2 separate regions of the Homo sapiens genome follow, and region 1 is linked to region 2. Evidence: read pairs that join two places in POLR2A ChIA-PET (ENCODE). Cell type or tissue: CD4-positive, alpha-beta T cell. All regions are shown on one strand. Each heading gives the region's core, and the rest is flanking DNA. Links, peaks and the distances in the headings are about the cores only. Region 1 overlaps DENR (density regulated re-initiation and release factor). Region 2 overlaps CDK2AP1 (cyclin dependent kinase 2 associated protein 1).

Region 1 (5,369 bases), core at 157-5,156, 500 kb after region 2:
TGTCTACATACTATGTTTTGCTTATTTAATCTGTCTCCCTTTCTAGAATGTAATTGCCACAAGAGTAGGAAATCTTTTATTGGCTTATCCTCAGAATCTGCAACAGTGTGTAGCATATAGTACACTTACAATAAAAATCAATATATATTTGCCCCTAAATCATTTACTTTTTTTAATTTTGTTTTTTTGAGACAGAGTTTTGCTCTTGTTGCCCAGGCTGGCGTGCAATGGTGCCATCTCGGCTCACTGCAACCTCTGCCTCCCGGATTCAAGCGATTCTTCTGCCTCAGCCTCCCGAGTAGCTAGGATTACAGGCATGCGCCACCACGCCCAGCTTTGTATTTTTAGTAGAAACAGGGTTTCTCCATGTTGATCAGGCTGGTCTTGAACTCCCGACCACAGGTGATCCACCCGCCTCAGCCTCCCAAAGTGCTGGGACTACAGGCGTGAACCACTGCGCCCAGCCAATCATTTACTTACTTTTTTTTTTTGAGACGGAGTCTTGCTCTGTCACCCAGGCTGGAGTGCAGTGGCACGATCTCGGCTCACGGCAAGCTCTGCCTCCCAGGTTCACGCCGTTCTCCTGCCTCACCCTCCTGAGTAGCTGGGACTACAGGTGCCTGCCACCACGCCTTTTTTTTTTTTCATTTTTAGTAGAGATGGGGTTTCACTGTGTTAGCCAAGATGATCTTGATCTCCTGACCTTGTGATCCGCCTGCCTCAGCCTCCCAAACTGCTAGGATTATAGGTGTGAGCCACTGCGCCCGGCCCATTTACTTTTTTATGTAAGAAAGTTGATATTCAGACCTATCCTATCTCAGAGAGAACTTAAACAGCTAACAGATAAATGTTAATTCTGTAATATCCTACTAAAGGAGGACTTTCCTATCTTTAGAATAATGCCATACATGCATTTGTCTCAGGTACAGAAGTTTAATGCAAGAAAAAAAATGTTCATACCTACAGTAAGTTTTGCAAATTCATTTGGAAAATTCTTCTCTAACCATTGTCTACATTTAGCAACATCAGGCATATATTCACAGTACTAGGAGAAAAAAAAAGAACTGAGTCACAACAAAACATTTTCAGTCAAACAATATGTCGTAATTAAAAATCACCCCCTATACTTGTTAATACAAAGAATAAAACAAACCACTCCCATCTGACTTCTTATCCACAGGAAATCTGTATTCAACCACGATATGTCCCATAAAAAATTAGATATTAAGAAGGATTAGGTACCTCTTCACAGTACCAATTTATTTCTTCTCCCTCTATTTCTTGCTTTGAGCACATAAGTGCCTCATTTTCATGACTTGCTCATAGAGCTGGACTTAGAAAGTCTTACACATAATTTATACTGCCCTTTCTTTCCTCTGCTCATTTGTATAGATTTTGGCATTAAGGTTACTCTTATTTTATTAGCTGACTATTCATAAGTCCCATGCAAAAATCCAAACTGCACAGCCATGTGCAAAAGATGCACATGTATGATTTAAGGTCTAAATTTAGGAAAGAATATATAAGACCAAAAAATTACTCTAAATCAAAGTTCTCTATAAAAGGTTAAAGCTTTACTATCAAATAATCAAAAATGAAAAATAAAAAAAAATTCTCAAGGTAGCTTTAAAACCAAGAATAACTTCAAATACATAAGGTAAAAAAAAAAATTAAAGAACTTACCTCTGTTGGTAATGAACAGACTGAGGAAGTAAAAAGAAAAAAGATTTGAAATGTTAAACCTATATGTACACACATACACAGGGCTTATCCTTACTTTTATATTTGAGAAAATGCTTCATTTTTACATTTTCCCTATAAGTTTTCTATACCACTTTTCAAATGCTACTCTTCAGTGTTTTTGGGGTAAAAGGCACATGGTTATTTGAGATGATACTATCTTGACTTTTTCATCTAAAGAGTGTCTCCATCAGCTGATGGAACATCAAAATATGCTATTTTGTATATAATGAGGTCTTACCATAACCATTTCAGTGGGTCAAAAAATTAAGCTAAGACACGAACAATTTCCCATACATCAGAGTTTGAAGGAAACTGGTTATTTCTTTTCTTTTGAGACACGGTCTCACTCTGTTGCCCAGGCTGGGGTGCAGTGGTGCAATCATGGCTCAATGCAGCCTCCACCCCTCCAGGGGCTCAAATGATCCTCCCACCTCAGTCTCCCAACTAAATGGGACTACAGATGCACACCACCATGCCCAGCTAATTTTTTGTAGAGACAAGGTTTCACCATGTTGCCCAGGCTAGTCTCAAACTTCTGGGCTTAAGCGATCTACCTATCTTAGCTTCCCAAAGTGCTGGGATCACAGGCGTGAAGCACTGTTCCCAGCCTGGTTATTTCTTTTGATGGTTCTACCAAAACAGCCACCACTTTTTATTCATACTGACACATTTATAAACTTTAGCAGCATTTTTACTACCATCTTTTTGCAATATATTTTTCCTTTTTTTTTTTCTGAGACAGAGTCTTGCTCTTTCTGCCAGGCTGGAGTGCAGAGGCACGATCTCGGCTCACTGCAACTTCTGTCTCCTGGGCTCAAGAAATTCTCCTGCCTCAGCCTCCCAAGTAGCTGGGATTACAGGCGTGTGCCACCACGCCCGGCTAATTTTTGTATTTTTAGTAGAGACGGGGTTTCACCATGTTGGCCAGACTGGTCTCAAACTCCTGACCTCAGGTAATCCGTCCGCCTCAGCCTCCCAAAGTGCTGGGATTACAGGCATGAGCCACCGCACCTGGCCTATTTTTTTTAGAGTAAGGGTCTCACTCTCACTCTGTCACTCAGGCTGGAGTGTAGTGGTGTGTCCATGGCTCACTGCAGCCTCGAACTCCTCAGCTCAAGTAATCCTCCCGCTTCAGCCTCCCAAGTAGCTGGGACTATAAGCGTGAGCCACTATGTACAGGTAAGTTTTTTATTTTTGTAGAGACGGGATCTCGCTATGTTGCCAAGGCTTTTTCATGTTATGCTACATAAGATCATGAAAGTGTAAAGCTAGAAGGAATCTTGGTTCAATCCTGTCATTTGGTGTTAGAGCCTGTACAGGCTAATAATGGACTAGAAGAACTGGAAAAGCTTCCAATTTTAACCGTAATTCTAATACTGGGTCAACTGCTTATTTTGTTTTTATTTATTTATTTTTGAGACGGAGTCTTGCTCTTTCACCCAGGCCGGACTGCAGTAGCACTATCTCGGCTCACTGCAAGCTCCGCCTCCCGGGTTCACGCCATTCTCCTGCCTCAGTCTCCAGAGTAGCTGGGACTACAGGTGCCCGCCACCGCGCCCGGCTAATTTTTTGTATTTTTAGTAAAGACGGGGTTTCACAGTATTAGCTAGGATGGTCTCGATCTCCTGACCTTGTGATCCGCCCGCCTCAGCCTCCCAAAGTGCTGGGATTACAGGAGTGAGCCACCGCGCCCGGCCTTTTGTTTTTATGTTTAAGGTTTAGAATGGAGTAGTTCAGTGTGTCCAATATCCTGAGATTTCTCAGGGAGAGGAAGGTGGTATACCATGTAGTCACAGCAATTACTACACACTGGGCACCTAGTATGTGCCAAATGTTTTGCTATGCCTTATATACATTATTATGTTTAGTTATCACAACCTTGTAAGATAAGTACCATATCTATATTCAGATGATGAAACTGAGGCTTAGAGTACATAACCACTTGCATCTGGATAACAGGATTTGAATCTGCCTGTTTCTGACGCTCATGCTATTAACCACTAACTTAGGTTACACAAAGTAAACAAGCAACTTAGTGGCACCTGACAGCTGAAAATGATCTGCCTTCACCTCACCCTACTAACATTCTAACATGCTACCACACAATCACTATTTTACAGATGGGGCACTAAAAGAGTTAAACAGCTCATACAATGACAAAGGTGGTATGTGGCAGAAGAAAACTGGAATCCATTGGTTTTGTCCAGTCTAGTCTATTATAGTTTAGGGTTATTTCCACCAAAGATCTCTCTGGTTAGCTACAGCCCTATATTCCTCACAATTCAAGTTCAAATACTAGGCATAGTTGTTCAGCCACACTTTCAGGATATAACTATACAATTATTGGTTAAACACCATCACAGCAAATACTAAAGCTACAAATTTTGTATACTATTTCAAATAATATTTAGTTCAGAAAAAAAAAAAAATTGGGGTTTTGCTCTGTTGCCCAGGCTGGAGTGCAATGGCACCATCTCAGCTGGCTGCAACCTCTACCTCCTGGGTCCAAGTGATTCTCGTAGCTCAGCCTCCCGAGTAGCTGGGATTACAGGTGTGCACCACCACACCCAGCTAATTTTTGTATTTTTAGTAGAGACAGGGTTTTGCCATGTTGGCCAGGCTGGTCTTGAACTCCTGGCCTCAAGTGATCTGCCTGCCTTGGCCTCAGCCTCCCAAAGTGCTGTGATTACAGGTGTGAGCCACTGTGCCTGGCCCGGTTCAGCAAAATTCTAATGCAATAAAAAAATTGGGGGAGCTCCTTTAAGTTCACCATTATTTGCTTTAAAAAAGTCAATTTCTCTTTACAGATCACTTACTTATTTGGAAAGGGAAAACTGTACCTTTTCAATGCAAACATTTAGCCGTCACCTTCAAACTTAGCATCACTAATAGTGAAACATCTGACATTATGAGCTCTTGATGCAATGCAACATGATGAATGAAACATCATCCACGAAACTTTCTTGCCAAAATCTGTTTAACTTGAATCTAATTAAGCCTCTAGGCCGGGTGTGGTGGCTCACGTCTACAATCCCAGCACTTTGGGAGGCCGAGGTGGTGGATCACCTGAGGTCAGGAGTTCAAGACCAGCCTGGCCAACATGGTGAAACCCCATCTCTACTAAAAATACAAAAATTAGCCGGGTGTGGTGGCGCACACCTGTAGTCCCAGCTACTCAGAAGGCTGAGGCAGGAGAATCGCTTGATCCTGGGACGCAGAGGCTGCAGTGAGCTGAGACTGCCACTGCACTCCAGCCTGGGCAACAGGGCAAGACTCCAACTCAAAAAAAAAATAAATAAATAAAAAATTAAGCCTCTAGACTCCAGCTTCTTTTTTTTTGTTAAAGAGACAGTCTCACTTTGTCACCCAGGCTATAGTGCAGTGATGTGATCTTAACTCATGCAGCCTTGAACTCCTGGGCTTAAGTGTTCCTTCCACTACAGCCTCCGAGTAGCTGGAACTACAGGCACTTGCCACCACACCTGGCTAATTTATTTAATTTTTTGTAGAGGCAGGGTCTCACTATGTTGCCCAGGCTGGTCTCAAACTCCTGAGCTCAGATGATCTGCCTGCCTCGGCCTCCCAAAGTGTTGGAATTAAAGGTGTGAGCCACTGTGCCTGGCCAA
Region 2 (5,369 bases), core at 150-5,149:
CTGGCTCTCCAAGCTGGGACAGAAGATAGGGTCAGTTCCCACTTGCTCTCCACGGGCGCGGGCCCAGCAGAGAGGAGGTGGCCCTGTCTTGAGAGCCCAGCTGCCTTTTGTCGAGGGCCAGTATTTGAGAGTGTGGCCTGGGCGAGGCCGCTCCCTGGTTCCACCACTTTCCAGACTGTGACCCCCCACTTGGTAACTGCCCAAGACCCGGGCTCCTCATCAGCCCAAGGGTGATCCTAGTACCCCCAGCCCAGGCTGGCGAACAGCAGGAATGGGGCCGCCACCATCTCAGCTGCACCCTACATCTCCAAGGGATGAGCCGCCCCGGGGAAGGTCCCAGCGGGAAGATGCTCTCCCTGGCTGGGCCCCAGCACCAGTGTTCTGAGGTCGCTATGGAGCCTGTTCCTCGCCAAGTGGGCGGCTCCCCGGCCATGCCCCACCAGGCTGCCCTGCCCCAGGAGGAGAAGCAGGTGTGGGCCTGTGAGCGGGACCGGCTGAAGAAGCGGTGGCTGTGGGAGGCCAGGCAGAGGGGCAGCCGGGAGTTGGCAGTGCCACGTTCTGGCCATGCGACGGCGGCGCCAGGACAGGCGGGAGGCCCGTGAGGCCTGGAGGCAGTGCCGTGGGGAGGCAGAGCAGCCGGAGCAGGACGAGGACAGGACAGAGCGCGAGGCCAGGGGACAGAGGCGGTGGTGGAGGAGGGGGGAGGCAAGGACCTCGCCCAGGGAGCTGGCGTGTCTATGGGAGGAGGTGGCCAAGGGGAGGTAGCCTGGGCTTGTGGGCTTGCGGGCTTGTGGGCTTGCCGGAAGCCCAGCCTCGCTGATCCGGGTGCTTGCTGTGGGGCTCCCAGTGGTGGTGGGAGGAAAGGTTTTCTGGGGGTTGGGCCCTGTTGGTGGGAGGATGAGAGAAGGGAATGCATTCCAGGCTCTGGCTGGGCCATGGCGGATCGCTGTGGTCCTGGTGGCCCAGGTGTGGCCTCTTGTCTCCCCACTGGCTTGGAGGCTTGGCACCTGGGATGTGCCCTCCCATCCATCTGCATCCTGGGAAATGCTGTTTGGACTCTTTTGTGCCAAAATGAGCTGTTTCCCCTGTTTTGTTCATTGGAGATAATAAAGTTGCTTCCTGGAGACGACTGGGTGGCCTCCCTGAGTGTGTGAGGATAGGAGGGTGAGGACCATCTCCCTAACTTGTAGTTGTCCCCTAGAATGGGACGTGCCTTGGCCCAGCTGAGGTGGCTGCCCCAGAAGTCTGAGGCTGGGCTGCGTTCCCTATCCTGACCGGCCCGGGGCCCTCTCCACCCACCTGCCTGTGGCCTTGGGGTCAGGCTGCTGAACCCTTTTTTTTTTTTTTCCCCCGAGATGGAGTCTCGCTCTGTTGCCCAGGCTGGAGTGCAGTGGAGTGATCTTGGCTCACTGCAACTTCCACCTCCTGGGTCCAAGCAGTTCTCCTGCCTCAGCCTCCTGAGTAACTGGGACTACAGGCACGCACCACCACGCCCGGCTGATTTTGCTGAACCCATTTCTTTCTGATTCTAGGGAACTGGGAACAGCCAGGTGCCCCAAAGCAAATACGCGGAGCTGCTGGCCATCATTGAAGAGCTGGGGAAGGAGATCAGACCCACGTACGCAGGGAGCAAGAGTGCCATGGAGAGGCTGAAGCGCGGTAAGCCCGGCCCCGCTGCCCTGTCGGTGACCACAGTGCTAGACCTTTAACTCTGGAAAGACTTTTGGGGAAAATGTGGGAAGGTGGGCTAGGGATGAGGCTCACTCATGGGAGCTCCTGTCTTGTTACAGAGTTGCCGTCTGTGGTGGAGGCCTCAGGCAGGCGATGGGTCTGGTAGCGAGGGGCCTGGGGGGCTGGATGTCTTCAGAGGGGTCTTCTGGGAAGGGCAGCCCAGGCAGGGAGCCCTTCTTACCCTGTGTGCTGCCAGGGGGTCTGCTGGCTTTCAAGGGTGTGTTCGAAGTGCCCCCTGCCCCCGACCCTGCCTGGTCTGCTCCTGTGGGCCGACACTGGTCCTAGGGAAGCCAAGCTCAGGGTTCATCGGTGCCTGCACTGCCCTCTGCTGTCACCTCTTTGGAGGGAGACCCAAGGAAGTGTGTGGGTCTGTGCTAGGGTCTGGGGAGGGAGGCTGAGAGCACTTTGTTCTTTAATGGTTGGAGAGGGAGGGCAGGCAGGAGATGACAGAGCACAAGGGACTCGTGTTAAGGTGTGACTGTCCGTCTGATTTCGAAAGGACGTTAAATAGGTTGCTACCTTCTGAAATAAAAGGGGAGTGGAGGTAGGACAGGATTTCTATTTTAGAAGGCGACAGTGCAGCAGAGCCATAGCCCATGAACGCATTCAAGATGAGGGGAGACTTGGGGCTCTTTTTTTTTTTTTTTTTTTTTTTTTTTTTGGGAGACGGAGTTTTACTCTTGTTGCCCAGGCTGGAGTGCAGTGGTGCAATCTCGGCTCACCGCAACCTCCGCCTCCTGGGTTCAAGCGATTCTCCTGCCTCAGCCTCCCAAGTAGCTGGGATTACAGGCATGTGCCACCACACCTGTCTAATTTTTTGTATTTTTAGTAGAGACAGGGTTTCTCCAAGTTGGTCAGCCTGGTCTTGAACTCCCAACCTCAGGTGATCCACCTGCCTTGGCCTCCCAAAGTGCTGGCATTACAGGCGTGAGCCACCACGCCCGGCCTGGGACTTGGGGTTCTTAAAAAGGCTGGAGAAGCAACCTGGGAGAGGAACATTCTTTTTTTTTTTTTTGAGATGGAGTCTAGCTCTGTCACCTGGGCTGGAGTGCAGTGGCACGATCTCGGCCCACTGCAACCTCCGCCTCCCGGGTTCAAACAATTTTCCTGCCTCAAGCCTCCCGAGTAGTTGGGACTACAGGCGTGCGCCACTATACCCAGCTAATTTTTGTATTTTTAGTAGAGACCAGGTTTCGCCATGTTGGTTGGCCAGGATGGTTTCGATTTCTTGACCTTGTGATCCTCCCGCCTTGGCCTCCCAAAGTGCTGGGATTACAGGCGTTGAGCCACCGTGCCCGGCCTGGGAGAGGAACTTTCTTTGGTTGTAAATCTGTAGCATAAATGGGGGCTGTAGTTGAAGTTATGCCCCAGTGACACGAGGGCCAGTTGAGGACAGGCTGCTGCCAGGAGCGGGGTTGCTCTGGAGTTTATGAAACCTTTGTGAAGAGGTTGACGGGTCTCAAAGCTAGGTTGGGACTACCAGGGTTAGAGGATGTGATTGAAGAGGGCCTGGGGGAAGGGATGCAGAGCCCAACCCTGGTCTCGCCTGGAGAGTTGGGTGGTCCCAGGGCTGCTCTCCGGTAGCTGGGGTGCTGCTTACCTGAATGGAAATTCCTGGGAAGATGCTGGGTCCCAGAGTCCAACAGGTAATTTGCAGTCACCCAGAAAAGGCACTGGTTCAAGTCAGCAAATGCGTACAAACTGCCAGTCTTTTAGTAACAAGGAAGACCTAGTGCTACCCCTTGGCCAACAGCCAAGCCCAAGCTTACCAAGCTCATGTCACAGCAGGGTGAAAACACGTCATAGAGGGGTCAGGGAGTTAGGAGCTAGGAGCATTGTAGGTAGGTTGGCAACTACAGCCCAAGAGCCAGGAGCCAAGAATAGTGGTTTTTTTTTGTTTTTTTTTTTTTTTTGAGACAGAGTCTCGCTCTATCACCCAGGCTGGAGTGCAGTGGCGCGATCTCGGCTCACTGCAACCTCCGCCTCCCGGGTTCAAGCAGTTCTGCCTCAGCCTCCCGAGTAGCTGGGATTATAGGCGCCCACCACCACGCCCATCTAATTTTTGTATTTTTAGTAGAGATGGGGTTGTACCATGTTGGCCAGGCTGGTCTCAAACTCCTGACCTCAAGTGGGCAACCCGCCCCGGCCTCCGAAAGTGCTGGGATTACAGGTGTGAGCCACCGCGACAGGCATGGTTCTTAATGGTTGAAAAAAAAAATGATTTTGGGACGTGTGAAAGTTATCTGAAATTCAGACTTAAGTGTTCATAAATAAAGGTTTGTGGGTCCAGGTGTGATGGTGCATGCCTGTAATCCAGCAGTTTGGGAGGCTAAAGCCAGGAGCAACATAGTGAAACTCCCATCTCTACAAATAATGATAAAACAGCCAGGCATGGTGGTGCGTGCCTATAGTCCCAGCTTCTCCGGAGGCTGAGGTGGGAGGATCACCTGATCCTGGCAGGTTGAGGCTGCAGTGAGCTGTGATCGTGCCACTGCACTCCAGCCTGGGTGACAGGGCAAGATGCTGTCTCAAAAAAAATTTGAGTGAAGTAGTTGTGTCAGAGACTGTAGCCTGCAAAGCTCAAAATATTTGCTGTCTGGTCCTCACAGAAAACATTCTCCAAGGCTCTGAGTTAGTTTCTAAGATTTGTGAGGTGATGATGTGGGATGTCATTCCCAGTGGCCTCTGGGAGTCATGTATTAGAAGGAATAGAATCCTTAGTGTCTATTAAAAGATCATATTTCATGAAGTTCAGTAGAGGCAGAAAGAAAAAAAAGGTAAGCACCAAACCACAGAGACAAAAGACTGGGGAAGATTCATCGGGCAGAAGGTAGCTGCAGTCTTGTGGGGTTGTCCCCGTGGACCCAGGGTCCCGCGTGGGTAGTAGTCAGTTCTCTGCGCCCTCACGTGTGCAGCTGAAGCCATTCTCTTGCTTACTTACGCCGGTCAAGCCCTGTCTAGAATTCAGACTGAAGAAGCCAGAGAAAAATCTCCATAGTGGGTCAAGCAAAAGAATTTGGGTGGAGACATGTCTTTCATCCAACAGTGTCGTGGAAGGACAGCTTGCTGGTGCACCTTGAATGCAGGAAAAAATGTTTAGAGAGACAGGAAGAGTTGTGGTGAGGAGGGAAGGGCTTTAGAGAGGGATGGGATTGTTAGCGTCCTTCAGGGTTGCTTGGTTATAGGTTTCCCTGGTTCTCTTTATGTCTGAGGGTTTTGTGGACAGGCTGTGGAAGGATGGATCCTCTTGCTGTTTCAGAATGGGCTTTGCTGGCTGGTCCTGTGCACTTGCTGACCTCAGGTCTCTGCCTCTGTTTCAGGCATCATTCACGCTAGAGGACTGGTTCGGGAGTGCTTGGCAGAAACGGAACGGAATGCCAGATCCTAGCTGCCTTGTTGGTTTTGAAGGATTTCCATCTTTTTACAAGATGAGAAGTTACAGTTCATCTCCCCTGTTCAGATGAAACCCTTGTTTTCAAAATGGTTACAGTTTCGTTTTTCCTCCCATGGTTCACTTGGCTCTGAACCTACAGTCTCAAAGATTGAGAAAAGATTTTGCAGTTAATTAGGATTTGCATTTTAAGTAGTTAGGAACTGCCCAGGTTTTTTTTGTTTTTTAAGCATTGATTTAAAAGATG

Evidence for each region. Peaks named below come from ENCODE experiments on the same cell type or tissue, not always from the same donor. Only the 100,000 strongest peaks of a DNase experiment are listed, where the experiment ranks them.
Region 1: POLR2A ChIA-PET joins it to region 2 with 5 read pairs; 2 of 35 experiments call an interaction of 5 or more read pairs at or near these places.

The regions. Positions count from the first base shown.
Region 1 is chr12:122,758,521-122,763,889 of GRCh38, reverse strand. It overlaps DENR (density regulated re-initiation and release factor), which reads right to left. Exons shown (of 8, transcript NM_003677.5): 3 at 1,684-1,703; 4 at 961-1,045. Among named protein-coding and RNA genes, the nearest start is that of DENR, 8.4 kb to the right of the region's middle. In CD4-positive, alpha-beta T cell, for the core only: no CTCF peak of the experiment used is centred there; no DNase peak of the experiment used is centred there.
Region 2 is chr12:123,261,486-123,266,854 of GRCh38, reverse strand. CDK2AP1 (cyclin dependent kinase 2 associated protein 1) reads left to right here. Exons shown (of 4, transcript NM_004642.4): 3 at 1,533-1,659; 4 at 5,052-5,369. The coding sequence ends at 5,119. Among named protein-coding and RNA genes, the nearest start is that of CDK2AP1, 7.7 kb to the left of the region's middle. RefSeq lists a silencer at 1,625-1,817. In CD4-positive, alpha-beta T cell, for the core only: no CTCF peak of the experiment used is centred there; a DNase peak (open chromatin) is centred at 2,064.